Linked DNA regions of Homo sapiens: regions 2 and 3 are each linked to region 1. The links are chromatin contacts, found by Hi-C or POLR2A ChIA-PET in ENCODE. All regions are on one chromosome and are shown on one strand. Each heading gives the region's core, a stretch centred on a gene start or an enhancer-like site at or near the end of the contact. The rest is flanking DNA. Distances are from core to core; before and after follow the strand shown.

Region 1 (4,727 bases), core at 686-3,185:
AAATGAAAGCTGGGTTGGGTGAAGACAATTTTAATGTCTCAAGGGGTTACCTTTTCAAAATAAGACTGCACCAGAAGACTCCTCTCAGCCCCAGGGCATCCACTTGCTCCCTTGAGAGGACACATTCCATACCTCGGGTCATCCTACGGGAGAAAATAAACCAGAAGCTGACATTCACTAGGCACTTTAGCTGACAGAACCATGGCGGATATCTCGGTTTATCCACAGATAGTACTGAAACCCAGGACCAGGAAAAAACTAAAGGGTGGCTGAGGACACATCACCCCATAGATTTTTCCAAATCAAAACCTTGACCCAAAAACATTCTGATAAATCTCTGTGCCTAGAGAAGGTAAAAGGAAAAGAGACACAGAGATTTTCTACAATACAGTGTCAGAGGATTAGTCTTTGTTTCCTTTTCGTGGGAAATATTTACAAGCGGATAACACATCTTCTTAAAAGCGCCATTTAATGCTTTGTCAAAAACAATTAATTAAAATATGGTATAAACAAGTACACTAAAGGACAAATAGGTGATAATGTGAATTAGGAAGGAAAAGTTGACATTTGGGAACGCCAGAAGAAATTGGAAATTTAGTATCTTACTGCAAGCCAGAGTGAGGCTGGAGAAATGGGGGACGGGGGTTAGACTTAACAACCTGCTTGGGACACAGGTGAAAAATGCAGCAGAAAATCAGTTCCCCGTGGAGTGTGAAAATAATTAAGAGACAGGCAATTCCACTGAGGTGTCTCTAGTCCCTGGGTTCCTACTTAAAAAAAAAAAAAATCTAACTCAGGTGCATTTTTTTTTTAATTACTACATTCAGAGAAAATGTAGGCTTAAACAACTATAAACTGTTAATTAACCTCTGATTACACAACCAGGAAATCTTCACCTGTATTGTACAAATCAAGAAACTACGTTACTGTAACCAATTACTAAATTTAGTTTTCTTCATCATACATTTTATAAATGACTTTCCTTCAAGCCTCTCCCATAGACAACAAACTACAAACCATAGCTGGATACTCTATGATTCTTGAATCACTGTTTGATTAAATTCTTTAGGCCAGGCGCGGTGGCTCACGCCTGTAATCCCAGCACTTTAGGAGGCCAAGGCGGGCGGATCACGAGGTCAGGAGTTCAAGACCAGCCTGGCCAACGAGGTGAAACCCCGTCCCAACTAAAAATACAAAAAAATAAGGCCGGCCCAGTGACAGGCGCCTGTAATCCCAGTTACTCGGGAGGCTGAGCCAGGAGAATCTCCAGAACCCGGGAGGCGGAGGTTGCAGTGAGGGGAGATCGCGCCACTAAACCCTAGCCTGGGCGACAGAGCGACTCCGTCTCAAACAAACAAAAAAATCGTTAATATTTGTGCAGTGACTCCCATACATTTTTAATAGGAGAAAAGAGGAACTGGGAAAGCCACGGACCAAAGATCTTCCCATTCATGAACCCGCACCCCGAGTCAGGATTTTCCCCTGACGACCCTCCCGTGGTCCCTGCACAATCTGAGAGAGACGCGGCGCTGCGGGTGCAGAGCTGCCAAGAGAGGGCTCCAGGCCAAGGCACAGTCACTACGCAGGGAAGAGAAAGGACGCCTGGGGTCCTGGCTGTCAGCGCAGCCGCCATCTTATGGCCGAAGGGGACGGAGGCCGAGCTGGGCAAGGCGCAGATTGTGAAGCTGACTGCGGAGAGGCCTGAGTCCCGCCACAGCTACTTCCCACCAGTTCCAACCAGCCCTTTCGCCGTCTCTCGGGATGTCGGACCGGGCACTCTCACCATTTCTAGGCTTCTAGGGGGTCCTGGCGTCTTAGCTGTGGATCTCCCAATATCTGCAGGTCAGAGGGCCACACAGGCTAGGCCCCTAGGAGCAGAAGACACAGAGAAGTGAGAGCAAAACCTGGAGCTCCGGCTACAGCGAGAGACAAAGACCCCGCCAAACCCGGAAGCCGTCCAGTCCGCTCCAGCTGCATGCCTGATTGGACGGTTTCCAGCCCAGCGTCCCTGGTTGGATAATGCTTAAATCCCCGCCCTGTCAGGCTTTGAGTGACAGAAGATGTGATCAGATGCGGGTTCAATGAAGAAAGAGTGACAGCCTAGACTGCCCCCTCTTCTGACAGGGCTTCCTCCCTCAGCTGAGCTAGGCCCATCCCAGAGAGTATTTGCCTTTAAATTTGTGTATAAGGTCATATGTATAAATAAATAATACATTATATAGCTATACACAAGTGAAAAGAATATAACAATTATTTTAAAATTTCAGCTTTTATGACCTTCCTGGCTTCTGGCCCTTTGAGCAGGCAGCCTGAGATTTTAGAAAAGAGAAAATCATCTAAAATGAATGTCAGCCACATGTGGATTTGAAATTTTCTAGTAGCCAAACTTTAAAAAGAAACAAGTTGAACTGATTGTTAACAATGTAATTCACCCATTATATTCAAAATATTATCATTTTAATGTGTGAGAAATATGTAATTATTGATAAAATATATAAATATTTGGAACTAAATCTTTGAAGCTGACTTTGTATTTTACCTTTCTAGCATATCGCATTTCAGACCAGGCACATTGTGGGAACCCAGTAGCCACACATGGACAATAGCTGTCACATTGAAGTGCAGCTCTGATGTCAGCGGTGTGAAGGGCCTGAACATCTCTTTCCTGCGAGAGTGAAAGAAGAGACTCTCCCTACAAACATCTCTCTTTGGTTCCTAGGGTGGACCAGATAGTTCCCATAGAAAGAGCTGAGGGCAGTAGGAATAAAATAGCCACAGGTAATAAACAACTGCTGGCCACCTGTTGCCCACCTTTCTTTTAGAGACCAGATAGTGAACAAAGGATGATGGGGCCACAGGAGAAAAAACAACTATGTCTTCAGTTCTGTCCACACACTTGAACTCCAGTATTTAGAGATGGAGAAAATAGATTAAAAACAAACATAGTTTGCTATATGGTCTTGGCCCTAACAATCAGGCTGTGTTTATCTGTTTTCTCCTGTGGTGTGGGGGACTATGTGAGTCTAAGCACCAATCACACGCATACATGTCTACAGGTATTTCTGCATTACCCAAAATTCTCTTACAAAACATCGAACTTTAAATCAGGGGAAGAAATCAGTACCTAGAGGGTGTCCACTGTTAGAAGCCAACTCTTAGTCAACCTGTCACTGAATCCTGGCAACTTATCTGTACTGGGTGCATGTATTAGTTAGCTATTGAGGCATAACAAATCATCCAAAACTTATTAGTTTATAATTGAAATGGTTGGCCATTTAGGCCGAGCTGAGTGGGGCCATTCTTCTGGTCTCAGCTGAGCTCCTTCAGACATGTATCATCACCTGCTTTTTGACTAGACAGCTGTGCATCTGGGGGTGAGCTTCTGCTCCTGGGTCTGTCAACAGGGGCACCTTGCTTCTCCTCTTCATGGTATCTTATTTTCCAGCTGGCTAACATGGGCATTATTCATGGAGATGGCAGCATTCTAAAAGAAAAAGAGAAGCAGTCAATACCATTTGAGCCTGGGCCCCAAACTGGCCCACTGTCATGTTCACAGGTTTCTGTTGACCTGAGCAAATAAGGTCAGCCAGATATAGGGCTTTGAAAACAGATTCCAGATCTTGATGGAAACAGCTGTAAAAGCACCTGGTTATGGGCAAAGATACAAGAGGGATGAAAAAATGTCATTTTGCAATCAGTATCATTCTACCTTTTTTGCATATGTGGTATATAGAACTCTTCCACATCAGGAAACTTGTGCAAAGTCCTACGGCTACTAAGTGGCTGGGCTGAGACTCAGGATCAACTTTATCTGACTCCAAAGCCCATGCACCTCCATAGATGACACTACTAAAGTAGCTGCCCTGCCCTAGACTATTGAAATCCTGGAGAGTGACACTTCCATAGTAGAAGTCAGATTCCTTTTAGATTTGTGCTCATTTGGGAATAATCCTCACAAAAATTGCAGAAGCACACGGTGGCTCTCACCTGTATTTTTAGTACTTTGGGAGGCTGATATGGGAGATTTATGTGAGCTTAGGAGTTCCAATGCAGCCTGATCAACATAATAAGATTCTGTTTCCATGACAAAAATGAAGAAATTAGCCACCCATGGTGGTGCATGCCTATAGTCCCAGATACTTAGGTGGCCGAGGCAGGAGGATTGCTTAAGCCTGGAAAGTCAAGGCTGCAGTGAGCTATGAGTAGTTACACCACTGCAATCAAGACTGGGTGACAGAGTGAGTCCCTGTCTCAAAAAAAAAAAAAGAAAGAAAAAAATTGGAGAAGCATTTTGAAAAGATATAAAATAATTTGGGGAAATAACTGAAGGATGAGTTTAGAAAATCAAAGACCAACAACACATTATTTATTTTTCATCATAGAAAATAGTTGAAATCCATTAAAAGGAAAAATCTTTAGAGAAATTAATAAATTTTTTAAATTTATTTTTTATTTTTGAGATGGAGTCTCGCTCTGTCACCCAGGCTGGAGCACAGCAGTGCGATCTTGGCTCACTGCAACCTCGGCCTCCCCAGTTCAAGCGATTCTCCTGCCTCAGCCTTCTGAGTACCTGGATTATAGGCATCCGCCACCACGACCAGCTAATTTTTGTATTTTTAGTAGAGACGGGGTTTTACCATGTTGGTCAGGCTGCTCTCGAATTCCTGACCTCGTGATCTGCCCACCTTGTCCTCCCAAAGTGCTGGGATTACAGGCGTGAGCAGCAG
Region 2 (4,727 bases), core at 606-3,105, 410 kb before region 1:
AGATAGGATGCCAGGATTCAGTGACAGGTTGATTACTTGTTGCCTTCTAACAGTGGGCACCCTCTAGGTACTGATTTCTTCCCCTAATTTAAAGTTGGATGTCTTGAAAGAGAATGTTGGGTAATGCAGAAATACTGGGAGACATGTATGCATGTGATTGGTGTTTATATTCGCACAGTCCCCACACCACAGGAGAAAACAGATAACCACAGCCTCGCAATTAGGGTCAAGGCCAAATAGCAAAATAAGTTTGCCTTTAATCTATTTTCTCTGTATCTAAACACTGGAGTCCAAGAATGTGGGCAGAACTGAAGACACAGAGTTTTTTTCTCCTAAGCTCCATCATCCTATGTTCACAGCCTAATCTCTAAAAGAAAGGTGGGCAACAGGTGGTAAGCAGTGGTTTACCTGTGGTTATTTTATTTCTGCTGCCCTCAGCTCTTTCTATGGCCACTATCTGTTCCAACCTCAGAACTGAAGATAGATGTTAGTAGGGAGAGGCCCTTCCTTCCCCTCTGGCCCTTCACACCATTGACATCAGAGCTGCCATGTGTGGCTCCTGGGTGCCTGGAATGTGCTTGGTCTGAACCGCGATATGCTAGAAAGGTAAAACACAGAGTTATTTTCAAAAATTTAGTTGCAAATATTTATATACTTCATTAATAATTACATATTCCTCACACATTAAAATGATATTTTGTATATATTAGGTTAATTACATTGTTACAATCAATTCAACCTGTTCCTTGTTATTGTTGTTGTTGTTGTTGCTGTTGTTGCAGTCTGTCACTAGGCTGGAGTGCAGTGGCGCAATCTCGGCTCACTGCAACCTCTGCCTCCCGGGTTCAAGCGATTCTCCTGCCTCAGCCTCCCCAGTAGCTGGGATTACAGGCATGCGCCACCACGCCTGGCTAATTTTTATATTTTTTTCAGTAGAGACAGGGTTTAGCCATATTGCCAGGAGGGTCTCAATCACTTGATCTCGTGATCCACCAGCCTCGGCCTCCCAAAGTGCTGGGATTACAGGCGTGAGCCACTGCGCGTGGCCTCTTGTTTCTTTATATTTTTCACCCCCCAAAACGGAGTCTCGCTCTGTCCGCCCAGGCTGGAGTGCAGTGGCGCGATCTCTGCTCACTGCAACCTCCTCCGCCTCCCGGGTTCAAGCAATTCTCCTGCCTCAGCCTCCTGCGTAGCTGGGATTACAGATGTCCACCACCACGCCCGGCTAATTTTTGTATTTTTAGTAGAGACGTGGTTTCACCATGTTAGCCAGGCTGGTCTCAAACTCCTGACCTCTTGATCTGCCCGCCTTGTACTCCTAAAGTCCTAGGATTACAGGCGTGAGCCACCATGCCTGGCCCCTTGTTTCTTTTTAATTTTCTAGTTTGGCTACCAGAAAATTCAAAATTCACGTGGCTCACATTTTATTTCAGAGGATTACCTCCTTTTTAAAATCTCAGGCTGCCTGCTCAAAGGACCGTAAGCCAGGAAAGTAAAAAAACCCTGAAATTTTAAAACATTTGTTATTATATCCTTTTCATTTATGTATAGCCATATGATATAGTATTTACAAATGCATATGACCTTATACGCAAGGTTGAATGCAAATACCCTTTGGGGTGGGCCTATCTCAGCTCAAGGAGGAAGCCCTGCCTGAAAAGGCTGCAGCCTAGGCGGTCACTCTTTCTTCATTCAGCCCAGCATCTAATTACATCTTCTGTCAGTCAGGGCCTGAGAGGGTGGGGTTTTAAACGTTATCCAATCAGCGACGCTGGGCTGGGAACTGTCCAATCAGGCACGCAGCTTGAGCGGAGAGGACGGCTTCCGGGATGTGGCGGGATTTGTCCGCTTCTTTGTCTTTGGCTGCCGCTGGAACTCCGGGTCTCGTCTTCACTGCTCTGTGTCCTCTGCTCCTAGAGGCCCAGCCTCTGGTCCTGTGACCTGCAGGTATTGGGAATCCACAGCTAAGACGCCGGGACACCCTGGAAGCCTAGAAATGGTGAGAGTGCGGGGTCCAACATCCCGAGAGAGGGGAAGGGCTGGTTGGAACCGGTGGGAAGTGGCTGTGGCGAGACTCAGGCCTCCCCGCAGTCAGCTCTACAATCTGCGCCCCGAGTTCTCCTTGCCCAGCTCGGCCTCAGTCGCCTTCAGCCATAAGATGGCGGTTGCGCCGACAGCCCGGCCCCCGGGCGTCCTGTCTCTTCCCTGCATAGTGACTGTGCCCTTGCCTGGAGCCCTCTCTGGGGAATCTCTGCACCCGCAGCGCCGCTTCTCTACCGGATTGTGCAGGGACCGTGGGAGGGTCGTCAGGGGAGAATCCTGACTTGGGGTGCGGGTTCATGAATGGGAAGAGGTTTGTTCCGTGGGGTTCCCAGTTCCTATTATCTCCTATTAAAAGTTAATGGGAGTCACTGCAAAAATATTAAAAGAATTTAATCAAAGAGTGGTTCTAGGCTGGGCGCGGTGGCTCACGCCTGTAATCCCAGCACTTTGGAAGGCCGAGGTGGGCGGATCAGAGGTCAGGAGATCAAGACCATCCTGGCTAACACGGTGAAACCCCGTCTCTACTAAAAATACAAAAAATGAGCCGGGCGTGGTGGCGGGCGCCTGTAGTCCCAGCTACTCAGGAGGCTGAGGCAGGAGAATGGCGTGAACCCAGGAGGCAGAGCTTGCAGTGAGCCGAGATCGTGCCACTGCACTCCAGCCTGGGCGACAGAGCGAGACTCTTGTCTCAAAAAAAAAATTAACTTATTAAATAATTTAATCAAAAAGTGGTTCTAGAATTGTAGAGCACCAAGCTGTGGTTTTTAGTTTGTGGTCTATGGGAGAGGCTTGAAAGAAAGTCTTTTGTAAAATGCATGATGAAGAAAACCAAATTTAGTAATTGGTTAGGTACAGTTACGTGGTTTTTTAATTTGTACATTAAAGGTGAAAATTTCCTGGTTATGTAATCGGAGCTCAATTGGCAGTTTATAGTAGGTGAAGCCTCAATTTTGTTTCTCTGAATTTAGTAATTAAAAATAATGCGCCTGAGTTAGATTTTTTAAATTGAAGTAGGAACCCAGGGACTAGAGAAACCTCAGTCTAATTGCCTGCCACTTAATTATTTTCACACTCCACAGGGAACTGATTTTCTGCTGCATTTTTCACCTGGGTCCCAATCAGGGTCTTAAGTCTAACCCCCATCCCTCATTACTCCAACCTCATTCTTGCTTGCAGTAAGATACTAAATTTCCAATTTCTTCTGGGGTTCCCAAATGCCAGCTTTTCCTCCCTAATTCACATTATCACGTATTTGTGTTTTTTTGTTTGTTTTGTTTTGTTTTTGAGATGGAGTCTCGCTCTGTCTCCCAGGCTGGAGTGCAATGGCGCGATCTCGGCTCACCTCAACCTCCGCCTCCCGGTTTTAAACAATTCTCCCACTTCAGCCTCCTTAGTAGCTGGGATTACAGGTGCGCGCCATCATACCTGGCTAATTTTTGTGTTTTTGTAAAGACGGGGGTTTCACCATGCTGGCCAGGCTGGTCTCGAACTCCTGACCTCAGGTGATCCGCCCGCATCAGCTTGCCAAAGTGCTGGAATTACAGGCGTGAGCCACCGGGCCTGGCCACTTATTTTGTAGTGTACTTTTTTATACCGTATTTTAATTAATTATTTTTTGGCAAGGCATTAAATGGTGCTTTTTTCTTTTCTTTTTTTTTTGAGACGGAGTTTCACTCTTGTTGCAAAGGCACATTCTCGGCTCACCACAACCTCCGCCTCCGGGTTCACGAGGTTCTCATGCCTCAGCCTCCCAAGTAGCTGGGTTTACAGGCATGCACCACCACGCCCAGCTGATTTTGTATTTTTAGAAGAGATAGGGTTTCTCCATGTTGGTCAGGCTGGTCATGAACTCCCGACCTCAGGTGATCCGCCCGCCTTGGCCTCCCGAAGTGCTGGGATTACAGGCGTGAGCCACTGCGCCCTGCATAAATGGTGTTTTGGGGGTTTTTTTGTTTGTTTTTTGTTTTGAGACGGAGTTTTGCTCTTGTTGCCCAGGCTGGAGTACAGTGGCATGGTCTCGGCTCACCGCAACTTCTGCCTCCCGGGTTCAGGCGATTCTCCTGCCTCAGCCTCCGAGTAGCTGGGATTACAGGCATGTGCCAGCCACCACGCCCGGCTAATTTTTTATTTTTAGTAGAGACAGGGTTTCTCTATGTTGGTCAGGCTGGTCTCGAACTCCCGACCTCAGGTGATCCGCCCGCCTCGGCCTCCCAAAGTGTGGGGATTACAGGCGTGAGCCACCACACCCAGACCAATGGTACTTTTAAGAAGGTTTGTTATCTGTTTGTAAATATTTTCCATGAAAAGAAAGCAAATAATAATCCCCTGACACTGTGTTGCAAAAAATCTCTGTGTGTCTTTTCCTTTTATCTTTCTAGGCACAGAGATGTTATCGGAATTTTTTTGGGTCAGAGTTCTGCTTTGGAAAATTTATGGGGTGATGTGTCCTCAGCCACCGTTTAGTTTTTTCCCGGTCCTGGGTTTCAGTATTATCTGGGGATAAACCGAGATATCTGCCATGGTTATGTCAGCTAGAGTGTCTAGTGGATATCAGCTTCTGGTTTATTTTCTCCCATAGGACGACCTGAGGTATGGAGTGTATCCTGTCAAGGGGGCAAGTGGATACCCTGGGGCTGAGAGGAATCTTCTGGAGTACTCTTATTTTGAAAAGGTAACCCCTTGAT
Region 3 (4,727 bases), core at 805-3,304, 280 kb after region 1:
ATAGCCAGGCACAGTGGCTTATGCCTGTAATTCCAGCACTTTGGGAGGCTGAGGTGGGCGGATCACTTGAGGCCAGGAGCTCAAGACCAGCCTGGCTTACATGGCAAAACCCCATCTCTACTAAAAATACAAAAAAATTAGCTGAGCATGGTGGTACACGCCTGTAATCCCAGCTATTCCGGAGGCTGAGGCACGAGAATCACTTCAATCCAGGAGGCCCGATGATTAGGTTCAAGGCCAAATAGCAAAATATGTTTGCATTTAATCTATTTTCTCTCTATATAAACACTGCAGGTCAAGAGTATGCACAGATATGAAGACTTAGAGTTTTCTTCTCCTCCGGACCTATCATCCTTTGCTCCCTTTCTGATCTCTGGAAGGAAGGTGGGCCAAAGGTGGCCAGCAGTTGTCTACTTGTGGTTAATTTATTCCTGCTGCCCTCTGCTCTTTCTATGGCCGCCATCTTTTCCATCCTCCAAACTGAAGAGAGATGTTGTTAGGAAGAGGCCCTTCCTTCACACTGGCAGAATAAATTTATTCAGGCCCTTTACCCACCCAACATCAGAGCTGCACTTCACGTGTGGCTCCTGAGTGCCTGGAATGTGGCTGGGTCTACACTGTGATGTGCTGGAAAGGCAAAAAACAGACTTAGTAGCCTGTGTGCGGTGGCTCACGCCTGTAATCCCAGCACTTTGGGAGGCCGAGGCAGGTGGATCACTTGAGGTCGGGAGTTCCAGACCAGCCTGACCAACATGGAGAAACCCCGTCTCTACTAAAAATACAAAAATTAGCCGGGCATGGTGGCAGATGCCTGTAATCCCAGCTACTCAGGAGGCCGAGGCAGGAGACTCACTTGAACCCAGGAGGCAGAGAACACACTTTGTGCCATTGCACTCCAGCCTGGGCAACAAAAGCGAAACTCCATCTCAAAAAAAAATAAAAAAAAAAAAACAAAAAAAACAAAAAAAAACAGACTTAGTTCCAATGATATAGTTCTAACTATATACATGCTACATTAATAATTACACATTGCTCATATAGTAATATTTTGGATATATTGGGTTACTGAAATTGTTACAATCAGTTTGACCTATTTCTTCTTTCTTTTTAAAGTTTGGCTACTAGAAAATTTAAAATTCACATTTGGCTCACATTCTATTTCAGAAGATTGCCTCCTTTTTTTTTTTTTTTTTTTGACGGAGCTTAGTTTCGCTTTTGGTGCCCAGGCTGGAGTTCAAAGCGATCTCGGCTCACTGCAACTCCTGCCTCCCGGGTTCACCTGTCTCGGCCTCCCCAGTAGCTGGGATTACAGGCACCCGCCACCATGCCCCGCTAATTTTTGTATTTTTAGTAGAGACGGAGTTTCATCGTATTGGTCAGGCTGGTCTCCAACTCCTGACCTCAGGTGATCCGCCGGCCTCGGCCTCCCAAAGTGCTGGGATTACAGGCGTGAGCCACCGCACCCGGCCATGATTGCCTCCTTCTTAAAATCTCAGGCTGCCTGATCAAAAAACCAGAAGCCAGGAAGGTCAGGAAAGCTGAAATTTTAAAATAGTTGTTATTAGATTATTTTTGTTTGTGAATAACAATATAGTGTATTTTTTTCTTTTCTTTTTTTTTTTGAGACAGAGTCTCACTCTGTGGCCCAGGCTGGAGTGCAGTGGCGCGATCTCGGCTTACTGCAATCTCCGCCTCCTGGGTTCAAGCGATTCTCCTGCCTCAGCCTCCGGAGTAGCTGGGACTACAGGCGTGAGCCACCGCGCCCGGCCATATTATGTATTATGTATAAACGCATATGACCTTACACACAAGGTTAAATGCAAATACCTTTGGGTTGGGCCTGGCTCAGCTCAGGGAGGAAAACCTGCCTGAAAAGGCTGGAGCTTAGGCTTTCACTCTTTCTTCATTCAGCCGAGCATCTGATCACGTCTCCTGTCACTCAGGGCCTAAAGGGGCGAGGCCTTAAACGTTATCCAGTCAGGGACGCTGGGCTGGAAACCGTCCAATCAGACACGAAGCTGGAGCGGACAGGGTGGCTTCCGGGTTTGGCGGGTACTTTGTCTCTCGCTCTAGCCCGAGCTGCAGGTCTCGTCTTCCCTGGTCTGTGTCCTCTTCTCCTAGGGGCCCAGCCTCTGTGGCCCTGTGACCTGCAGGTATTGGGAGATCCCCAGCTAAGACGCCAGGTCCTCCTGGAAGCCTAGAAATGGTGAGAGTGCTGGGTCCGACATCCTGGGAGAGGGGAAGGGGGTGGTTGGAACCTGTGGGAAGTCGCTGTGGCGGGACTCAGGCCTCCTTGCAGTCAGCCCTACCATCTGCGCCCGAGTTTTCCTTGGCCAGCTCGGCCTCGGTCCCCCTCAGCCATAAGATGGCGGCTGCGCTGACAGCCGGGACCCCGGGCGTCCTGTCTCTTCCCTGCGCAGTGACTGTGCCCTGGCCTGGATCCCTCTCTCGGCAGCTCTGCACCCGCAGCGCCGAGTCTCCCCAGGTTGTGCAGGGACCACAGGAGAGTCGTCAGGGGAGAATCCTGACTCGGGGTGCGGGGTTCATGAATGGGAAGAGCTTTGGTCTGTGGGGTTCTGAGTCTCTCTTTTCTCTTATTAAAAATATACAGAAGTCACCGCAAAAATATTAAAGAATTTAATTAAAGAGTGATTCAAAAATCCGGGCGCGGTGGCACACGCCTGTAATCCCAGCACTTTGGGAGGCCGAGGCAGGCGGATCACGAGGTCAGGAGATTGAGACCATTCTGGCCAATATGGTGAAACCCCGCCTCTACTAAAAATACAAAAATTAGCGGGCGTGGTGGCATGTGCCTATAATCCCAGCTACTCAGGAGGCTGAGGCAGGAGAATCGCTTGAACCAGGAAGTCAGAGGTTGCAGTGAGCCGAGATGGCGCCACTGCACTCCAGCCTGAAGACAGAGCGAGACTCCGTCTCAAAAAAAAAAAAAAAAAAAAAAAAAAAATTGTAAAGTACCCAGCTATGGTTTGTCATTTGTCGTCCATAGCAGGGGCTTGAAGAGAAGACTTTAATAACATGAGATAAAGAAAACCAAATTCAGTAATTGGTTAGATGCAGTTACATAGTTTGTTAATTTGTACTATCAAGGTGGACATTTCCTTGTTATGTAATCAGAGGTTAAATGGTAGTGTATAGTTGGCTACGCCTCAATTTTGTTTCCCCCAATTTAGTAATTTATAAAAACATGCGTTTGAGGCCGGCGCTGTGGCTCACGCTTGTAATCCGAGCACTTTGGGAGGCCCAGGCGGGCGGATCACTTGAGGTCGGGAGTTCGAGACCAGCCTTACCAACATGGAGAAACTCCGCCTCTACTAACAATACAAAATTAGCGGGGCGTGGTAGTGCATGCCTGTAATCCCAGCTACTCCGGAGGCTGAGGCAGGAGAATCGCTTGAACCCAGGAGGTGGAGGTTGCAGTGAGCCGAGATTGTGCCATTGCACTCCAGCCTGGGCAACAAGAGTGAAACTCCATCTCAAAAAAAACAAAACAAAACAAAAACCATGCATTTGAGTTAAATTTCTTTAAAGTAGAAATCCAGGGACTAGAGCCACCTCAGTCTAGTTGCCTGCCACTTAATTATTTTCACAAGCCACAGGGGACTAATTTTCCGCTGATTTGTTTTTCTTTTTTTTTTTTTTTAAGAAGGAGTTTCACTCTGTCACCCAGGCTGGAGTGCAGGGGCGAGATTTCTGCTCATTGCAACCTCCGCCTCCCAGGTTCAAGCTATTCTCCTGTCTCATCCTCCGGAGTAGCTGGGATTACAGGCACCCACCACCACACCTGGCTAGTTATTGTATTTTTAGTAGAGATGAGGTTTCATGTGGGCTAGGCTGGTCTCGAACTCCTAACCTCAGGTGATCCGCCTGCCTTGGCCTCCCAAAGTGCTGGGATTACAGGAGTGAGCCGCGTCCGGCCTTTTCCGCTGAATTTTTTACATGTGTCCCAAGCAGAGTCTCAAGTTTTACCCTCCTCCCCCTTCATCATTTCTTCAGCCTAACTCTGGATTGCAAAAATAGTAAATAATAAAATACTAAATTTTCAGTTTCTTCTGACATTCCCAAATGCCAGTTTTCCCTAATTCACATTATCAATTATTCATCCTTTAGTTTACATTTTTTATACCATATTTTAATCATTTTTTGACAAAGCATTGGATGGCACTTTAAAAAGATTTGTTTTCTGTTTGTAAATACTTTCCATGGGAAGAAAGCAAAGTATAATTCCCTGACACTGTAGTGTAAAAAAAATTTTGTTCCTCTTTGCTTTTATCTTGTATAGGCACAGAGATCTTATCAGAATGTTTTTGGGTCAAAGTTTCCCTTTGGAAGCTGTGAGGTGAGATGTCTTCACCCACCCTTTAGTTTTGTTCTTGGTCTTGGGCTTCAGTATTTCCTGGGGATAAACCAAGATACCCACCATGGCTATATCTGCTAGAGTATCTAGTGGATATCAGCTACTGGGTCTTTTTTTTTTTTTTTTTTTTCTTCTTATAGCACAACCTGAGTTATGGAGTGTAGCCTATTAAGAAAGAAGGTGGCTGCCCCAGGGCTGAGAGGAGTCTCCTGTTGTATTTCTTTTTCGAAGATATTAAGATTGTCTTCACCCAACTCAGCTTCCATTTCTTAGAGACACATTGCTGTTAAGCCAATCAGATGCTGGTAAAAAACACAGAAATAATTTCTGCCCCCTGGATTCTCTAAGTGGG

What was found. Hi-C counts contacts between places; a loop is a spot of excess contacts on that map. ChIA-PET counts read pairs that join two places held with the same protein, here RNA polymerase II (POLR2A). Pooled maps may share reads with other maps.
Region 2: a loop to region 1 is called in a map of endothelial cell of umbilical vein, with 13 times the contacts of the local background. The contact joins the promoter of ZNF738 here to the promoter of ZNF100 in region 1. A Hi-C loop is called at or near these places in 2 of 168 maps with a recorded cell type or tissue (CD4-positive, alpha-beta T cell and endothelial cell of umbilical vein), 4 of 37 single-sample maps with no recorded cell type and 10 of 50 pooled maps. POLR2A ChIA-PET finds 5 or more read pairs at or near these places in 5 of 52 experiments (H1, MCF 10A, WTC11 and 1 more).
Region 3: a loop to region 1 is called in a map of CD4-positive, alpha-beta T cell, with 12 times the contacts of the local background. The contact joins the promoter of ZNF257 here to the promoter of ZNF100 in region 1. A Hi-C loop is called at or near these places in 2 of 168 maps with a recorded cell type or tissue (CD4-positive, alpha-beta T cell and CD4-positive, alpha-beta memory T cell), 1 of 37 single-sample maps with no recorded cell type and 12 of 50 pooled maps. POLR2A ChIA-PET finds 5 or more read pairs at or near these places in 8 of 52 experiments (CD4-positive, alpha-beta T cell, CD4-positive, alpha-beta memory T cell, activated CD4-positive, alpha-beta T cell and 4 more).

The regions. Positions count from the first base shown.
Region 1 is chr19:21,765,644-21,770,370 of GRCh38, forward strand. It overlaps ZNF100 (zinc finger protein 100), which reads right to left and starts at 1,936. Exons shown (of 5, transcript NM_173531.4): 1 at 1,784-1,936; 2 at 51-143. The coding sequence starts at 1,786. RefSeq lists a silencer at 1,923-2,100.
Region 2 is chr19:21,357,145-21,361,871 of GRCh38, forward strand. It overlaps ZNF738 (zinc finger protein 738), which reads left to right and starts at 1,856. Exons shown (of 5, transcript NM_001355237.2): 1 at 1,856-1,999; 2 at 4,622-4,714. The coding sequence starts at 1,997. RefSeq lists enhancers at 569-1,126, 1,918-2,217.
Region 3 is chr19:22,050,430-22,055,156 of GRCh38, forward strand. ZNF257 (zinc finger protein 257) reads left to right here and starts at 2,055. Exons shown (of 4, transcript NM_033468.4): 1 at 2,055-2,206. The coding sequence starts at 2,204.